Linked DNA regions of Homo sapiens: region 2 is linked to region 1. The links are chromatin loops, found by intact Hi-C in ENCODE. Cell type or tissue: A673. All regions are shown on one strand. Links, peaks and the distances in the headings refer to the core of each region. The heading gives the core; the rest is flanking DNA. Region 1 overlaps LINC02820 (long intergenic non-protein coding RNA 2820). Region 2 has its middle 8.0 kb from the start of LINC02820.

What was found. Hi-C counts contacts between places; a loop is a spot of excess contacts. Peaks named below come from ENCODE experiments on the same cell type or tissue, not always from the same donor. Only the 100,000 strongest peaks of a DNase experiment are listed, where the experiment ranks them.
Region 2: a loop joins it to region 1, with 2.8 times the contacts of the local background. A loop is called at or near these places in 13 of 110 quality-filtered maps.

The regions. Positions count from the first base shown.
Region 1 is chr12:85,443,752-85,453,777 of GRCh38, reverse strand. The region is part of intron 4 of LINC02820 (long intergenic non-protein coding RNA 2820); the gene reads right to left. Among named protein-coding and RNA genes, the nearest start is that of LINC02820, 130 kb to the right of the region's middle. In A673, for the core only: a CTCF peak has its summit at 5,017 (motif pointing right); a DNase peak (open chromatin) is centred at 5,047.
Region 2 is chr12:85,304,998-85,315,023 of GRCh38, reverse strand. No RefSeq gene overlaps it. Among named protein-coding and RNA genes, the nearest start is that of LINC02820, 8.0 kb to the left of the region's middle. In A673, for the core only: a CTCF peak has its summit at 4,394 (motif pointing left); DNase peaks (open chromatin) are centred at 4,323 and 4,763; H3K27ac peaks cover 678 bases.

The DNA.
Region 1 (10,026 bases), core at 1,450-9,449:
TTATGGTCTTTCCATTTTGTAGATTATTTCCATTTTGTAGATTATTGGTCATTTACAAAATCAAAGCAAACTTTCTTACACATAACATCAGATCATATTTACTTGAGATGAAAAATATGTGAAATACACAAAAGCCTAAAATCTTAGAATTAGTGGGAGCCTGAACTTCCATCTAGTCTAAACCTTTTATTTTATAGACGAAAAGTGTTCTAAGAATTGGTAGTCAAATTCAAAAATCAGTTAAAGTCAGAACATAAAGTCAGAAGAAAGTTGTGATTGGGAGATTAAAAAAATTGAGTTAGTAATCACGAACCAGTCTGAAGATTGTAATTAGGTGTACCGTGAAAGCAATAGGTAACAATGTGACAAGGACAAGAACTTCCAGTCCAGCCTGGATGTGTATCTCAGCCCTATCAGATTTTAACTTTGTGAGTTTGGGTAAGTAGTATTTTGAATGTTGGTCTTAATTATCAGCATATTTTCTATAGCTTGTTATATGTCAAAAATATGGGGAAAATTAAGAAAAAAATACGTTATGTAGTAAATGAGACCATTTTTACCCTAATTTCTTTTGTTTGAAAATTATCAGACCTATAAGAAATTTGAAAGAACTCCTACATGGCTTTAATTTAGATTCATCAGTTGTTAATCATTTGCTTCATTGATAAATATAGTTGCATATGAGATATAACTATAGATATTGAGTATTCACATAGATATAGTCATAGAAATAGAGGTAGGCATAAATATAGATACAGATTTGTCTTCTTTTCCAGAAAAATATTGAGAGTAAATTGCAGATACGATGATACTATACTCCTTATTACTTAAGCATCATAATACTTTCTATATTGTCTCATAATGACACAATATTCTCCTACATAATCACAATAACATTATCACACTGAAGAAATATAATATTAATGCAATAATAATCATCTTATATAAGAAATCTTCCCAAGTATCTCAACAATTTAGATTATAGCTGCTTTTTTCCCTCTAAATGATGATCAAAAAATTAAATATTATATCTAATTGTCTTGTTTCTTTAGTTCCTTTAATCTAAAACAGCTCTTACTTTATATTTTATGACATTCACACTGTAGACTCTAGGCCAGTTGCATTATAGACTACCTTGTAGATTTGTTTGTATTTTCATGATTAGATTCAGATTAAATATTTATGTCAACAATACTATATTTTAGATAATGTTGTATCCTTCCCATGGTATCATATCAGGGGAAATATAATTTAAGCTTATGCCATTACTGATTATGCTAATCTTAAACACTTGGCAAAGATGATGTTCACTAGATTTCTCCACTGTAGAGGTACATACCTCTTCCCGTTTTAAATTCATATGTAATCTATAGTGATACTTGTGATCAGTTGAGCATTAAGTTCCCAGACAACTTTTTACTCAATGGTTTTAGTATGCACTGATAATCTTTGTCTGAATCAGTTATTACAATTTTGGTTACAAAATGATGATGCTTAGTAATTTATACATTTATTTGTTTGATTATTTGTTTTAATTTCTAAAAGATATCCAGCTCATTATCAAAGTTATACTAGATATATGTAAGGAACTAAATACACTTTGTGTCTGACTTGGTTAGAACATAACAATAAAAGTGAAAAAAATGAGAAAAACTATGAACTTGGTATTCAAATAGAATATTTTAAATGTGTTTTTTATGGTCATTTACAAAATCAAAGCAAACTTTCTTACACAGCCATTCTCTTACCTTTTGGTAAAATGCTGTGGAACTCCTAACGCAAATTCAGTGAACCCGATTTAAAAAACAATAGTCTAAACTAGTAATTTGACTTCCTCACAGAGTAGAACAGTGGTTACTAGAGACTGAAGAGGTGAAGGAGGTAGGGAAGATGGGGACAGGTTGGTCAATGGCTACAAAGATACAATCAGAAAAGAGGAATAAATTCTGGCATTCTACTGCATCAGACCTGTGCCAGCCTTTTTGGCACCAGAGACAGGTTTCATGGAAGACAATTTTTCCATGGACCAGTGGTGTGGGTCATGGTGGTTTTGGGATGACACTGTTCCAACTTATATCATCAGGCATTAATTAGATTCTAATAAGAATAATAAGGGGTGCAGAACCTAGATCCCTCGCATACGCAGTTCACGATAGGGTTCTCTCTCCTATGAGAACCTAAAGCCGCTGCTGATCTGACAGAAGGTGGAGCTCAGGCAGTAATGCTCACTGGTGGCTCACCTCCCCTCCTACTGTTCCAGTTCCTAACAGGCCACAGACCCATAGGGGTCCAGGACCCAGGGGTTAGAGACCACTGTTCTATTGCACAGTAGGGTCAGGATAGTTAAGAGTAAGGTATTATACATTACAAAATAGCTGGAAAATAGGCTTTCGAATGTTCTCACCACAGAGAAATGATAAATGCATGAAATGAGGGTTATGCTGGATAACTTGATTTTATCATTATACAACATATATGTGTGTTGAAACATCAAACTATACCTCATAAAGATGTGCAATTATAATGTGTACATTTTTAAAAAAGATAAACTGTTTTCTTGAAGAAAATTATACCTCTTAAATTATAAACAAAACAAAAATAATAATCTGGATTATAAACAGCTACTGCATACTTATTTTTTATTGCTATAATTTCCAGTTTTATTATTCCTTAAATATTAATAGGATGTAAGTTTAATGGGGCAATACGTTTCCTCAGGACAGTGATATTGATTTATATAATTTATTTGGTTTCCCACTGGGCCTGATATCATTATGCATATATAGATAATGTATTTCAAAATTTTTGAAGAATGAATGAGTAAATTAATGAATTCCAGCTGCCCACCTCCCTGCACCTCTATTCCCTGGTAACCACCTTTCTACTCTGTGTTTCTAAGACTTTTTTTAGATTCTGCATATAAGTGAAAACATAGGTTTTTAATATTTTCAGCAAAGAAAATAATAATAAGTTGGTGATATGATGGATGTATTAATTAACTTGATATAGTCTTTCTGCAAAGTATACATAGATTAAAACATTACATTGTATTCTATAAATATACACAATTATTATTCATCAATTAAAAAAAAGAAGCAGAATAGCCAAACAATACTGAATAAAAAGAATAAAGCAGAAGGCATCAGATTACCTGAGTTCAAATTATACTGCAAAACTACAGTAATCAAACAGCATGGTACTATCATAAAAACAGACACATAGGCCAATGGAATGGAACAGAAAACCCAGAAATACATCCAAGAATTTACAGTCAATTGATTTTTTTTTACAAAGGTGCCAAGAACACACATTGGGGAAAGGATAATTTCTTCAATAAATGGTGCTTGGAAAAGTAGAGGGACATATGCAGAAGAGTGAAACTAGACTCCTATCTCTCACCACATACAAAAATCAAATCAACATGGTCAGATTTCAGGTCTTCAATATAAGATCTGAAACAATGAAAGTAGTAGAAGATAACATTGGGGAAATGCTTCAGGACATTGGTCTGGGAAAAATTTCTTGAGTGCAACCTCAAAAGCACAGGCAACCAAAGGAAAAAATGAACAAATGAGATCACATCAAGCTAAAAATCTTTAGAACAGCAAAGGAAACAACAACGTGAAGAGACAACCTATAGAATAGGAGAAAATATAAGCCAACTATTCAATTGACAAGGGGTTAATAAACAGTCTATAGAGTCAAGTGAGGTGGCTCACTCCTGTAGTTCCAGCTACTCTGGTGGCTGAGGTGGGAGGATTTCTTGAGCCCAGGAGTCCAAGGCAGCAGTGAGCTATGATCATGCCACTGCATTCCGGCCTGGGAGACAATGACCTTATCTCTAAATAAATAAATAAATGTATTTTTTAAAAAAACAGAATATATAAGGAACTCAAACAACTTGATAACAGCAAAATAAATAATTATATTTTTAAAATGGGCAAAAAATCTGAATAGGCATTTCACAAAAGAAGGTCTACAAATGACCAACAGGTATGTGAGAAAATACTCAACATCACTAATCATCAGAGAAATGCAAAGGAAAACCGCAGTGAGATATCATCTCACCTCAGTCAAAATGGCTTTCATCAAAAAGACACACACACAAAAAAAAAAAAAAAAAAAATGTTAATGAGGATGCAGAGAAAGGTAAATGCTAATACACTATTGGTGGAAATGTAAATTAGTACTGCCACTATGGGAAACAGTATGCAGGTTACGTTGAAAGCTAAAACTAGAGCTACCATAAGATCCAGAAATCTCATGTCCAAGCAAATGTCCTAAAGAAAGGAAATTGGTATTTTGAAGAGGTGTTTGCACTCCCACGTTTATCACAGCACTATTCACAATAGACAAGATACATAGAGAAAATGTAGTACGTATATACTATGGGATATTCAGTCATTTAAAAAAAGAATGAAATCTTCTTATTTCCAGCATGGATAGAACTGTAGGACGTTATGTTAAGCGAAATAAGCCAGGCACAAAGAGACATGTATTTCATGTGCTCATTCATATGTGGTAGCTAAAAAACATTGATCTCATGGAGGTAGAGAGTGAATGATGGTTACCAGAGACTGGGAAGGAGAGTGGGGAGGAGTGGGGAATTTGGGAATAGTTAATGGTTAGAAAAATACAATTAGATAGAAAGAATAAGATGTAGTGTTCAGTAGCACAATAGGGCAACTATAGTTAACAAGAATTTATTGTATATTTCAAAATAACTAAAGAAGCGGATGTAGTTGTCTTCAATACAAAGAAATGACAAATGCTAAGATGATGGATATCCCAATTGCTGACCTGATCATTACAGTGTGTGCTTACATCAATATATCACATGTGCTTCATGCCTATGTACAAATATTATGTATTCAGAAATATTAAAACAAAAAATGTAAAAGTAAATAAATATATTTATTTTTTAAAAAAGAATTAAATTTCTTTAGGATACAGGGAAATGTACTATACTACCATTTTTTACAATTTTTAAAAATATACCTGTATATTATTACCCACAAGATGGTGCTATTTTCCCAGCAGCGAGACCAAAAATAGTCGTGTGGTTTATATGTACAGCTATAAAATTCAGTACATATGACTGAGGGAAAATATTTTCCTATTTGAACTGGAAACACAATTTTTTTCTATTACTGTTCTAAATGTCTGTCTTCCTCCGTAAACTTTTTTTAGAATGTAAATCTATTTCCTAATACTTCAGTTTCACAACCAACTAAGGGCTCAATGTCTCCACATAAATGCCTAACAGTTTTCTCAGATTCAACACATCCAAGATTAAGCTTCTGATCTTCTTCATCACTCTCACCCAAATCTATTTCATCAACAGTTTTCATGTCTCATTGGATAAAAACTGCATCTTTCCCACTACTTGGGCCCAAAAGTGCTGGAGTCATCATTCACTTCTCTGTTTTATCAATTTGTTCTTTTTTTGTTGTTGTTCTCACATTTCTCTTGCTATCTCTGTCTGCCTCTCTCTCCATATCCAATATGTCGGAAAGTCATGTTGACTCTATCTTCAAAGTATTCCCAGAATCTAACCACTTCTTCTCACCCCTACTGCTGTTATCTTCTTTTTAGCCACCATTACCTCCCTACTGACCTCTTCATTTCAGCCCCTGTTTTCCTGCAGTGTATTCTTAACCTAGTAAGTAGTGGGTCTTTTTAAATCACCACTCAGATCATGTCCCTGACCTGCTCAAAACATGAAAATGTTCCTGTTTCACTCAGAGTGAATGTCTAAGTTCTGGTTCCCTACTACCCTTCTGGCCTCAACTCCTACCATTCCCCACTTCTCTTATTCACCCCAAACCACACCCCAAGTCTTTTCTGCAGACAAAGCAGATACACAACTCTGCTCTAGTTCTTTACTTTGTTTTACTTGGAATGCTGTTCCCCAGAGTACTACTTGGCTGCTGCCACACCATCTTCAAGTCTTTCCTCAAATGGTGCCTTCTCAATGAGTCCTACCTAGCCTGCCCCACCTACATCTTCATCATCTCCATGCTACCTCTTTCCTAGCACCCTGTACAGATTACTTACTTATAATTGTTAATGCCTGCCTTCCTCACTCCATGAGAGAAGAGGTTCTGTTTGTTTATTTGATTTCAACCAAAGTTCTGAAATAATAAACTAGTAGATGCTCAATAAATACTTATTGAATGAATAAGTTATACTCTAAGCATTAATAGTGTTCAGTCAAAAGAGATGAGAAGTTTTTCCTTATAGAAATATGAAAAAGAAAACTAAAGAAGATATCAATTATATTACATACATGGTATCAATTTTAATTCAAAAGATATTTATTTACAACCCATAATATAAAACATATTTTCAATAAATGGCTACCAATAAGCAAAATAAATATCTCTAAAGTTTGCCAAAGCTCACTTGGCATTACATGCTATAAGTTGATATAACCCCTCCTTCTGGAAAAGATAATAGGAGCTAAATTAGGACGATGCAGTGAGCCAGACTGGGTTTCCTAGAGTATGTATTTCCATAACACAAATGCATTTGTTGCATAAAGGCATAGACATTTTTATATTTCACTTTAGCTTTTGGTTTGATGTGATTATGTTTTAATATGGCTTTCATGCCTAGTCTGTATATGTGTAACTGTGGTGGAATCAGATGTCGCTAAGTGTCCATTTCTCTGATTCAGTAAGACATCCCTGTGAGAAGTCAATCCAAGGTAAGTAGTTTTTAACAATTACATTGAATTGGGGTCAGGGATTTCCAAACCAAAACAACTTTTGGTCACATTCAATTCTGTCATAGTCTTTTGGATATAATTTGAGGCTAAAACTATATGTTCTACCAATTCGATGATTTTTCTTAGTTTTACTCACTACTTTAGCTAAACACACTTGTTTTTCGCCAGTTATTTGACTAAATTGAAAAATAAGTATTTAGTAAGCTCTAAAATTAGTTAAACTGTCAAAGCTGGTTATGTAGACTCAATGAAATTTATAAAAACCCATGTTCCCATTTCTAAGAATAGTCTCTTAGGCTCCCATACAGAGGAACTTTGATTGCAACCCTGTCCCTTCATTGCCATAATCATGGTCACAGCTTTATTATTATCATGCTTTATTTCAAACAATTTTTCAAAAGCAGAATGACTGAATAATTTTATCAAGTATTTGTAGTTCATATTTTATGCATTTGTCAAGTTTTTAACTGTAAAAGTTATATAAAGAAGTACAAAATCCTTTTTAAAAATTGCTTAATTTATGTTTTCTAATGACTTAGGCTGACAGTTTATGCTTCACATTTCAAATTCATTGGGGGAGCGGGGAGAAGGAAGGAAAGAAGAAAGAAAGAAGGAAGGGAGGGAGGGAGGCTAGATTTTATATAATTTAGATATATTACCATCAGATGGTGTTCAGAACTCACATAATAAAGTTAATTCAAGGCATTCTGCCTTTTAGATAATATTCTCTGATCAAGCCCTTTTGCTTTTTCAGAATAAACTTTCTACTTGTTTATTGTCACATTTATAATTTCTCATTCAAAATCCTGAGATAAACGCTGAGCATGGTGGCACACTCCTGTAATCTCGGCACTTTGGGGGGCCAAGGCACTAGGGAGGCTGAGCCAGGAGAATCACTTGAACCTGAGGGGCAGAGGTTGCAATGAGCCAAGATCGTGCCACTTCACTCCAGCCTAGGCAACAGAGTGAGACTCCGTCTAAAAAAACAAAACAAAACAAAAAATCCTGAAATGTTCCCTAGTATAAAAATTTTACTTAGTGATAAATTGTTTTAGGTCTCACTACATCTGCTTTGTTTCACTTTTCTTTGTATAATAGAAGGCTTTCAAGACTCCTGCATTATGCAGGGCCATATGACAAGTATTGGCCAAATGGCTGTGCACAGAGTGGCACTTGTCATGTCCAATCCACAGCATTGGAGAATGAGTGTGAGTTCCCTGGCCTTGTCTCTTTCCTTCTTGCAGCTGCCCTGGAAGCCGTGCTTTGAGGTGGTGTGTCCCAGTATTGAGGAACGTCAGTCAGCTGGGGTCCCTGAGTAATCTCCCAGAGCAGTGATTTCCACTGAGCTCACAAGACAACTGCTAACATGTGGGAGGTTAATGTTTAATGCAGCATAGTCTAGCATATCCTGACTAATTAAACCAGTAAAGTAAATAATTGTAAAGTTGTGTTTCATTTTTTAAAAACTCAAGGTAAAATTTGCTACTTGATCACTGTTTATCCTGTGGCTACTAATATATTTCGCATATTCTAAACATTTTAGTACAATAATCCCACTTGAAGCAGGCACCCTGATGTTAACTACGTAAGGAATAATTTCACAGCAGCTTCTATTTGCCAAGTAACAGGATAGGATTGGGAGAACAAACAGGCATCGGGTCCTACTCCAACCAGGTTTAGAATCTGTGGGGGAGAGAGCTAATAGAGAAAAAGCATATCAATCCAATCAGGACAAATTCCCTGGAGGAAGAGAGTGGAAGGCAGTGATGGGTGTGACCGTATCTGGGAACACAGGGAGGGCTGGAAAGAGGGAGCTGGGTAAAAGCTGATACTTGATGTTTGAGGCTGGGATGAAGAGTCATGATAGAACATTTAACCTTTGCTACCTTAATCACCATCTTCATAAAGAAATATATCTACAATCACATCACTGTCTGGATCATAACAAAACAGATACATTTGTAGCCAACATTATAGTTACCAACAACTTGATCCAGGGAATGAGTATTTCAATTTAACATTTTAGGTAGGGGGAAGAAAGCTTTTTTTTTTTCTTATAAATTGAAGTCTAAAGTTGGAAACAAGCATGAACACAGAAAATTAATTCTCTCCCATGACATAAAAAAAATCCAAGAAACTGCACATTTGGCAGGAAAATTCTAAACAGCCTTCAGGTGCCAATATCAGAACAATCTTACACTATGTAGAAAATTGTTAGTTAATCCTTCTCCAAAAATTTTATTTTGTAAAATGAAAGCAAGTTCTATGTTTTAGCTATAGTAAAAGAGTATGTAGTTCTCTCAAATTGCTGGATGATGTGAATTTCAAACAAATTATTTCAAACAGATTTAAACTACAATGTTCCTAATACATGATTTAATCTTTTGCATATATAGAGTGATTTAGGCTTTTGAAAGCATTTTCATATACATTATGTCATTTGATCCTAAATGGTGAAATGTACATAATCATATTTAAAAATACAATACTTACGACAACTCTACCACCCTCAAAATTAAATGTGAATTGAAAATAAACTTAGTCTCTCTGAAGCCAGAGTAAGTAAAATAAAATCAGATTTAAGATACTATTAAATGGCAAAAGACAATGTACAAATCAAAAAATAAGAAATGGAAAGAACCATCACAGATGAGATAGTTCAAATTTCCCAATTGTAGTAATGATCATAATAACTTCATACAGTTTATAAGGCATATTTTAAAATATGCTTGGGACATTTAGATCACAGATCATAAATGGTACATTGACAGGAGACAATCTTCTATCACAGCTTGCCTTTCAGCAACAAATGGCACTTTATAATAAGGCTTTCTCCCTTTTGTCCCTAAACAGTCATCTAAATGCATTGAAACCTATAAGCCTTTAAATAAAAACAGGACGATACAACAGTATTTTACATTTAGGTCCAGATATTATTTCTACCAGCAAGTCTTGCTAAGATTTCACTGAAATAGTTCTCTTAAAACTGATCACTCTGTTTCTACTCTTGATCCTTTCATTCTATTTTCAACGTAGCAGTTGTACGGATTCTGTTAAAGCTTTATTCAGGTAATTCAAGGTCAAACAAGATATGTCACCTCTCTCCATCCCTGACATCTACTACTCTGTCTATCTCACTTCCCTCTAATCATGGGGACTTCATTGCCATTCCCCTGATGTGCCTTAAGGCCCAGATTGGATATATTATTCGTGGGGCCCAGTACAAAAAGCAAAATGCAAGTTTTACTGTTCAAAAATTTAAAAAAATTTCAAGATGGCAAGGGTCTTGTGCAAGA
Region 2 (10,026 bases), core at 1,056-9,055, 140 kb after region 1:
CAAGGAGGAACTGGTACCATTCCTTCTGAAACTATTCCAATCAATAGAAAAAGAGGGAATCCTCCCTAACTCATTTTATGAGGCCAGCATCATTCTGATACCAAAGCCCAGCAGAGACACAACCAAAAAACAGAATTTTAGACCAATATCCTTGATGAACATTGATGCAAAAATCCTCAATAAAATACTGGCAAACCGAATCCAGCAGCACATCAAAAAGCTTATCCACCATGATCAAGTGGGCTTCATCCCTGGGATGCAAGGCTGGTTCAGTATATGCAAATCAATAAATATAATCCAGCATATAAACAGAGCCAAATACAAAAACCACAAGATTATCTCAATAGATGCAGAAAAAGCCTTTGACAAAATTCAATAACGCTTCATGATAAAAACTCTCAATAAATTAGGTATTGATGGGATGTATTTCAAAATAATAAGAGCTATCTATGACAAACCCACAGCCAATATCATACGGAATGGGCAAAAACTGGAAACATTCCCTTTGAAAACTGGCACAAGACAGGGATGCCCTCTCTCACCACTCCTATTCAACATAGTGTTGGAAGTTCTGGCCAGGGCAATTAGGCAGGAGAAGGAAATAAAGAGTATTCAATTAGGAAAAGAGGAAGTCAAATTGTCCCTGTTTGCAGACGACATGATTGTATATCTAGAAAACCCCATTGTCTCAGCCCAGAATCTCCTTAAGCTGATAAGCAACTTCAGCAAAGTCTCAGGATACAAAATCAATGTACAAAAATCACAAGCGTTCTTATACACCAACAACAGACAAACAGAGAGCCAAATCATGAGTGAACTCCCATTCGCAATTGCTTCAAAGAGAATAAAATACCTAGGAATCCAACTTACAAGGGATGTGAAGGACCTCTTCAAGGAGAACTACAAACCACTGCTCAAGGAAATAAAAGAGGATACAAACAAATGGAAGAACATTCCATGCTCATGGGTAGGAAGAATCAATATCATGAAAATGGCCATACTGCCCAAGGTAATTTATAGATTCAATGCCATCCCCATCAAGCTACCAATGACTTTCTTCACAGAATTGGAAAAAACTACTTTAAAATTCATATGCAACCAAAAAAGAGCCCGCATCACCAAGTCAATCCTAAGCCAAAACAACAAAGCTGGAGCCATCACACTACCTGACTTCAAACTATACTACAAGGCTACAGTAACCAAAACAGCATGGTACCAAAACAACTGGTACCAAAACAGAGATATAGATCAATGGAACAGAACAGAGCCCTCAGAAATAATGCCGCATATCTACAACTATCTGATCTTTGACAAACCTGAGAAAAACAAGCAATGGGGAAAGGATTCCCTATTTTATAAATGGTGCTGGGAAAACTGGCTAACCATATGTAGAAAGCTGAAACTGGATCCCTTCCTTACACCTTATACAAAAATCAATTCAAGATGGATTAAAGACTTACATGTTAGACCTAAAACCATAAAAACCCTAGAAGAAAACCTAGGCATTACCATTCAGGACATAGGCATGGGCAAGGACTTCATGTCTAAAACACCAAAAGCAATGGCAACAAAAGACAAAATTGACAAATGAGATCTAATTAAACTAAAGAGCTTCTGCACAGCAAAAGAAACTACCATCAGAGTGAACAGGCAACCTACAAAATGGGAGAAAATTTTCGCAACCTACTCATCTGACAAAGGGCTAATATCCAGAATCTACAATGAACTCAAACAAATTTACAAGAAAAAAACAAACAACCCCATCAAAAAGTGGGCGAAGGACATGAACAGACACTTCTCAAAAGAAGACATTTATGCAGCCGAAAAACACATGAAAAAATGCTCACCATCACTGGCCATCAGAGAAATGCAAATCAAAACCACAGTGAGATACCATCTCACACCAGTTAGAATGGTGGTGATCATTAAAAAGTCAGGAAACAACAGGTGCTGGAGAGGATGTGGAGAAATAGGAACACTTTTACACTGTTGGTGGGACTGTAAACTAGTTCAACCATTGTGGAAGTCAGTGTGGCAATTCCTCAGGGATCTAGAACTAGAAATACCATTTGACCCAGCCATCCCATTACTGGGTATATACCCAAAGGACTATAAATCATGCTGCTATAAAGACACATGCACACGTATGTTTATTGCGGCATTATTCACAATAGCAAAGACTTGGAACCAACCCAAATGTCCAACAATGATAGACTGGATTAAGAAAATGTGGCGCATATACACCATGGAATGCTATGCAGCCATAAACAATGAGTTCATGTCCTTTGTAGGGACATGGATGAAATTGGAAATCATCATTCTCAGTAAACTATCGCAAGAACAAAAAACCAAACACCACATATTCTCACTCATAGGTGGGAATTGAACAATGAGATCACATGGACACAGGAAGGGGAATATCACACTCTGGGGACTGTTGTGGGGTGGGGGGAGCGGGGAGGGATAGCAATGGGAGATATACCTAATGCTAGATAACGAGTTAGTGGGTGCAGCGCACCAGCATGGCACATGTATACATATGTAACTAACCTTCACAATGTGCACATGTACCCTAAAACTTAAAGTATAATAAAAAAAAAAGAAATAAAAATCCATAGAATAAGGAAAAAATGCAAAACGTATATCTGACAAAGAACTTGTATTTAAAATATCAAAGAACTCTTAAAACCCAAAAAGACAACAACAACAACAAAAATTAAAAATGGGTAAAAGATCTGGGCACCTCACCAAAGAAGATATACAGATATAAAACAAGTATATAAAAAGATGCTTAATATCATGTTATCAGTGAATTGCAAATTAAAGCAATGAAATACCACTGTGCATCTTTTATAATTACTAAAATCCAAAACACGGACAACACTAAATGTTAGAGAGGATGTGGAGCACGAGGAAGTCTCATTCATTACTGGGGCGGATACCAAATCATTGAACCGTTTTGGAAGACATTTTGGCAGTTTCTTATAAAACTAAGCAAACTCTTACCATATGATCCAGGAATCATACTCCCCGTAATTTACCCAAATAAGTTGAAATCTTATGTCCACACAATAATCTGCACATGATTGCTTATAATAGCTTTATTCATAATTGCCAACCCTTACAGCAACCAAGATGTCCTTCAATATGAATGGATAAACTGTGTTACATCCATTCATATGATAATGTGTTTTTCAGTGATGAAAAATGAGCCAAGTCATGAAAATATTTGGAGAAAACTCAGATGAAATGAAGTGAAAGAAACCAATCTAGAAAGACTATATACTGTGTGATTACAACTGTATGACGTTCTGGAATAGGCAAAACTATAGAGACAGTAAAAAGATAAGTGGTTGTCAAAGGTTTGGAAGAAGGAAAGAAGGTGGAACAAAGGGGATCCTTAGGCCAGTAAATCTATTCTGAATGCTACCATAATGGTGAATACACGTCATTATATATTTGTCAAAGCCCATAGAATGTACAGCACCAAGAATGAAACCTGTTGTCAACTGTAGACTTTATTTAACAATAATGTATTCATAAAGTCATATCAGTTGTAAAAATGTAGAGCACTAATACAAATATTAATAATAGAAAGAGGTAAACAAAACTCTCTCTGCTTTCTACTGAACTGTTCTGTAAACCTGAGACTGTTCTTGAAAATATAGTCTATTAACTGTATGTATATGTTGTACAAAAGCAGGGGTAGGTTGGGATTTTTTGTTCCATTTTCAGCCTCCTAATATCTGGTGTGCCTGTGAGCACAAGTAGGTGATCAGATATATAGCTCTGCTCTTTAGAAGGGAGACCCACACGTTCCCTTCCTCTTAAGGACTCCTTCGCTTTCCTCAAGATTACCCCCATGCTCCTAGTACTTCTCTGGTTTTCTAATTGGACTGTGTATTAGTTTTAATACTCTATGTCTTCGAGTTAGCTCCTTAGAAATCACTGAATAGATGGATGAGTGATTCATGTTAGTGAGGTAAGAGGGAACAAAGCAGAGAGCGCAGACTGGCTCAAATGCCTAGCTCCAATCTCTGTCCTATATCTCACTAGAAGTTTGACATCCGGAAATCTTAACCTCTCTGTGCTTCAGTTTTCTTACCTGAATAGGAGAATAAGAGAACCTACTCATCTGTCACATAGTGAGCACTGTTATAGTGTTTGATCAATAAAATTAGTGTTAATAAATTTATGTTCTTCCCTTATACAACTGTTGGGACTCCCAGATACAATACTTTAAGAGCTAACTCTATTGGAGGGAATTTCACACCAGCTAGCATTGCTGATGATTCTCTTGTCCCCTAAATCACATTAAATGTAAATATCTCTTACATCTGTGCAGTGCCACCTACTGGTAAAAAGAAATAAAAATTAAAAATAAGTGGATTTAATATTTTCCTCATTAATAATAAAATTTTTAAAGCACCCAAAAGTTTGCAAATATATTGAGACCTCAGATCTTTTGCTAGTCTGATATCTTTCCTTTGACCTATTTTTGGATTTTGAAAAAGCAGACTTTGCAAAACAAAAAAATTAATACAAGTACAAAATTTTAAAAGAAGAAATGCTTTTTTATTAATGCTTTGAACTGACTAGGTTATTTAGGGGTTAAAATAATAACTTTCAATTTGCATCTAAGTGTCAAAATTGCTGAATGGTTTACAAACTCAGAAAGACAAATAAAAGAGCAAGGCCAAAGTGTTGCAGGCCCATGGTAGATGAGCAGCTTCCATGGGGTTTATCAGCTGGGTTTACTCAAGATTGTGTCATTCACTTTAATAGCATTAGCTAAATACGTACTCTAGGGAAAGTAAGAAAGCTGCTTACTTACTGTGCTGTCCAACGAATTGGTAGCTGCTCTTTCCATGAATGTCACATAAGACTTTAAACTTGAAGAATGGACTTTAGCTAGGTATAGGCTCCAGGAAAGCGGAAAATAAAGTTAAAAAGAACAAGACATAGATAAAAAGCCTGGGAAAGACACTACAGAAGGGACATCATCAATAAGAGATAAATATATTAAAGAAGCTCATACAATGAGTATGAGACGCAAAGTACAATTAATCTTTCCCTTAGGTACGGTAAATTGCCCTAAAATTGGGTTTTTCCTCATTTTGCAATAGACCTTAATGCTGATCTCTAGTTTTTCTTTTATATGATGCTATCAAATTGGTTTTATCTATTTTCTTTCTTGATTTCTTGACTAATTTGACTTGTTGATATGGTATCTGAGGATAAACCTATGTGCCTTTTTTTAAGTGTCCTTTAAATTCTCTTACATGGAAAGGCTTAAATAGAAGATGATTTTTTCAATTCCGTGTTTTCGATTTTGTTGTGCTCAGATTCCATGAATTTACAAGATTGCTGTGGAGTACTAAAAAAAAAAAAAAAGCTTCTGTTAAAGGACTAGAATAAACTCAATCTGCCCCAAAGGGATTTGTTTGTTAATTGCTTTGGTCCACTTTACAAGGTCAAATCCATTCTCCTAATGACGAATCTCATCTGTTCTGGCAAAGAAAGAAATGTTTTCTTTCACTTCTACGTGTGGCAAGAGCTCATTCATCTCAGTAAGTTCTGAAGAGAAATCTAGCTACATCAGAGAGAGGAGTATTCAAAGGGCAACTGATGGCCAGGAAGATATATGGAATTCACTTTCTTGAGACAGACATTCAAATGGTAACAAGTGATAGAAAACAGCTCTATATTTCAGTGTGATGTGTGTTCGCTCCTGATGATTAAACCCCCTGTGGGCCATCTGCGTTTAATGGGTTAGAACTACTTTGTAGCTGCAGTTGTTTCCTTCCACTGCTTTCTTATTTATTTGAGAGGAGACCGATCTCCACTCTTTAAAAGTCAAGCATGTAAGAAACCCTGCCAAGAGAATCAGAAAGAAAAGGCAAATTTATAGCCTAGTGTTGTTTTAAGCATTTAGTAGTATAAATAAGAAGTGTAGATAAATGTGTACAAGTAGATGCATAAGTGACCTTTTGTTTATCTCAGTTACATTATTTGCCTAAATTCCAGAGCAGAATTAACCCAATTAGTTTATATAATGGCTTAATGCTGTCCCTCAGCTGAGCTGTTAGAAATATACATAACTGATGCTAGATGAGGGATGGTGTTCTTTTACCTATAAGTCAAGCCTTGGGGACTTCAGTTCATATCCAGTGATTTCTGTAGCTAAAAATAAGAATCCAGTGTGGAAATTATGGTAACTCGAAGCAATGTACACTATTGGTGTTATTAATGCAATCTAATTAAACTTTTGGTTTAAAATAGCAATGATGATAGTGGCTTTCTATATCTGTGGCTGTCTAACCCGAGACATGTCACATTTTACTAACATCTCATTACTTTTCTCTGACTTAGAAAAGTCAGCAGCCATAAGCACTCAATAAATATTTGCTGAATTGATTTGAACTCTGAGAACTGCGAGGTGAGATGGAACTGATCATCGGTGACATATCTGGCATCAGAATCTTGATTCTGTTCTGCCAAATAGTGACTTCAGCCAAAGCCAATGGAAACGTCACGTGAAGAACTTTAAATCTATGAAATCTTCACACAGCTACAAATGCTAATCTGAATCATGTAACTACATGAGCCTAGCAAATTCTCTTTTGCCATTATTTTCACTCTGAATACATTGACTATTTTTAGAGTTTCTTTTCTTAACGTTTAGTTCTCTTCCTAGGTCATTAAACATATTTCTAAGGTGTTCCTATGATTCCCTTTTTCCTGACTTGTTTTTCTTTGGACTAGAAAACATATCCACAAGGGTAGCTCCTCAGGACTTTAAAAACATCAATCAATATCACAGCTGGGAATAGAGGAGTTTAGATAAGAGATACCTATTCCTCCATTAAAACTCGGCTTATACAATTTAGAAAACAGTTTTGTATAAAGTGAGACAGACTTTAGCCAGGTGGGGCAAAGAGTTAAATTAAAGACACAAAAGCAATACCCAGCTGCCTCTTTTTCTTCTCCCATTCATGGAGTAGGGAGTATTTTTCCTGTAATGACCTCAAAATCTTCTCTCTCTCTTTTTTTTGGTCAGAGATCAAGGGATATACCAGGGTGAAACCTTATTCTTATTGAACTTTACTATCAGCTTTCTACAGATGTGCATTTTGAAGTGCACTTATAATTTTACCACTTTTTGTTATACATTATATATATAGATCTATTAAAATATGTATGCTATTTTTTCATATTATGAAAGTTTCAATAATGTCACCCATCCAACTAAAGTGAATATTCCTTGAAAACAAAGTCCGTGGCTTGAATTTATTCATAACCTCCATGGCTGGCATAGTACATTGTAGTATGAGCTCAGCACATTTTGTTTAAATTAATATTATTATAGAAAACTTGAAAAAAATTATTGAATAAAAAAACATTTTTCTGTTGAGCTTGAGAACTTTGGTCCAGTTAATAAACATAATAATAAAAACAAAATGAAATATTTAAAATTCGAGAAAAGTTGTGGAATGATACAAATCTTAAAGGATTACAAATATTTTAACTAGCATGAACATAGCTTTTCTAAACTTATTTGGGTTCTATTTAAAAGAAAAAAGAGAGAAAATGTCATTTCTATAAGTTCATATTCATCTTTCAAGGTCTGTTTCAAATGTCATCTCTTCTCTGTACTCTTCCATGACCTATAAAATATTAAATTAATTAATCTCTTACCTGTTTTCCACTAGCATTTTGCTTGAGACATGTTCATGTCATACTGTAATTATTTGTTTGACTCTCTGGTCTCCCCAACCAGCATGTTAGTTTCTCTAAGGTCTTGGATCAAAGTGGGTTGTCAATAAATGTTTGGTATATTGAGCAAAACTGAATTTAAAAATTCATAAATGAAGAGAAAGAAGTCTAACACTGACTTAACAGAAGGAAAAATTAAAGCCTATTTTAAAGGAATTTCATTTAAGTACTTCACAGAATACAATAAAATACTTTTAAAATGCATATCTAAATTATTTTTTTTTCATAGCTTAAAAAAAGTCTGCAGGATAAGGAGGCAGCAGGAGATGCTTTTGACAGGAGATCCTTATACTCTCTGACCCTAAGTTTCTTCATAATGTGAAAGGGAGATGATAATTATACCCACTGTCACAGAACTGTGAAAGTCAAGTGAGAAAATAAATATGAAAGTGCTCTGTTAATTTAAAACTTTATGCAACTTTTTAAAGGAGCTACCCTTGTGGATATGTTTTCTGGTTCAAATAAAAAAAGTCAGGAAAAAATATTCATAGAAACACCTTAGAAATATTTTTTTAGTGAGGTAGGAAGAGGACTAAATATTAAGAAGGAAAACCCTAAAAATAGTCAACGTATTCAGAGTGAAAATAATGGCAAAAGAGAATATCCTACGAACACTTTTGGCAATTCAGTAAAGTCTGTGAATTCTTACTTAGAAAATGATTTTAAGTAAAAGAAAATGCATAGGCTTAGGAGCGAAACCAAGTATGTTCAAATAGAGGCATCCAAATAGTTACAAAACTAACTCTTCGATGTAGTGATATCTGTGCATCTTTATGACAGATCAACAAGAGCCAGTAACAGAGCTAAAACTATGTCAATGTTGAAGTCATGTTTGAAAACTGCCTTAATCAAATTATGAATTTTAATTATAGTTATTGCAAGGAATCTACAATAACTTCATGAAAATATCTACTCTTTCTATTGGGGACAAATTCACAGGTATTGCGAATACTACTGACATCTATTGTCTATATACTAAATGAAAGAAAATGCTAAGATTTATTCCAGGTATTAGTGAAAATAAAGATTTAATTAGTTTCCATCTCAGTTCATGGAAACTCTAAATTATATTCAGACAGGCATCCTCTCCTATTTACTGTGTAAATAGCTCGTAGGGGGGTCCTTTTGCCTCCTACTGAAAAGCTGTCATGTTTTGACAATGCTAACAATTGTTCTGGATTATTCTCTTAAGCCTTTAAATTTTACCTCAAGGTAAACAGGTAAAATAAATATTGCAAGTATACATTATGTGAAGACACATGAAAAAACTTCAGTACATAAAGTTTCTTTTTTAAAAAAAAATCAAAAACATACTATAAAATAGAGTCATGATGAAATTTTCAAGTGAAATCATTTATTTGCCCCTTGGACATGGAAAACGCTTAGTGGTATGCAATTCTAAGAATAACAAGGCACTAAAAGGGCTTCTTTCAGCTCTTTACTATTTTATTCAGTAAAACTGAAGAATTAGCTAGTTCCTGTCTTGAAGCATTGTTCACCATCTTGCAGTACATTTCCAAGATTAATGACAATATGCTTATATAAAGAGAATTACTGAAACAAAAAAAACCTCTTTCAGCATTTACTATGTGCTATAAAATATCACATTTAATCATTTTTGAGATTTTGGGCCATAAATGGAGCTGTACTGCTAGGTATTTCATTTATGACTTCATTTGCATATTTGACCACCAGTGAAATTATTTAATACTACCTGGCGTATATAAAATATATATAATAGGACTTAGAGGCCAAGAGCTAAAATATTATTTAATATATCACTTTAATAAGTAGATTATCTTGCAAAAAGTCATACTTCTTAGTCAATGCAATATATGAATTTCTATAAGGAAATAATATCTGTTGAAGTTTTAAATGCCTAATTTTTAAAAGTAGAAATAGGTTAAAGAGAACAATTATGAGCTAAGTAATAAAGATATATTTTTACATTCTAATTAGAGAAAAGAGAGGTCACCACCAACTGGAATTTTAAAAATAAGATCATTTAAATTTTTCTCCTAAAATATTTGGTAGTATAAGTGACAAATATTTTAATACAAAATATGCTAACATAATTACTTATTGTATAGAATATTATCTGAATTAAATGTTGAAAGACAGAAATAAGAGCCACTGATAAATTTAGGAAATTAAAATTTTCAAAGCTTATATAAACACTGTAATTGATCTTTTCACTTCTTATTTCATCCAAGGCATTTTTTTAGTTGCTGGTTAACTAAAACTATAGCA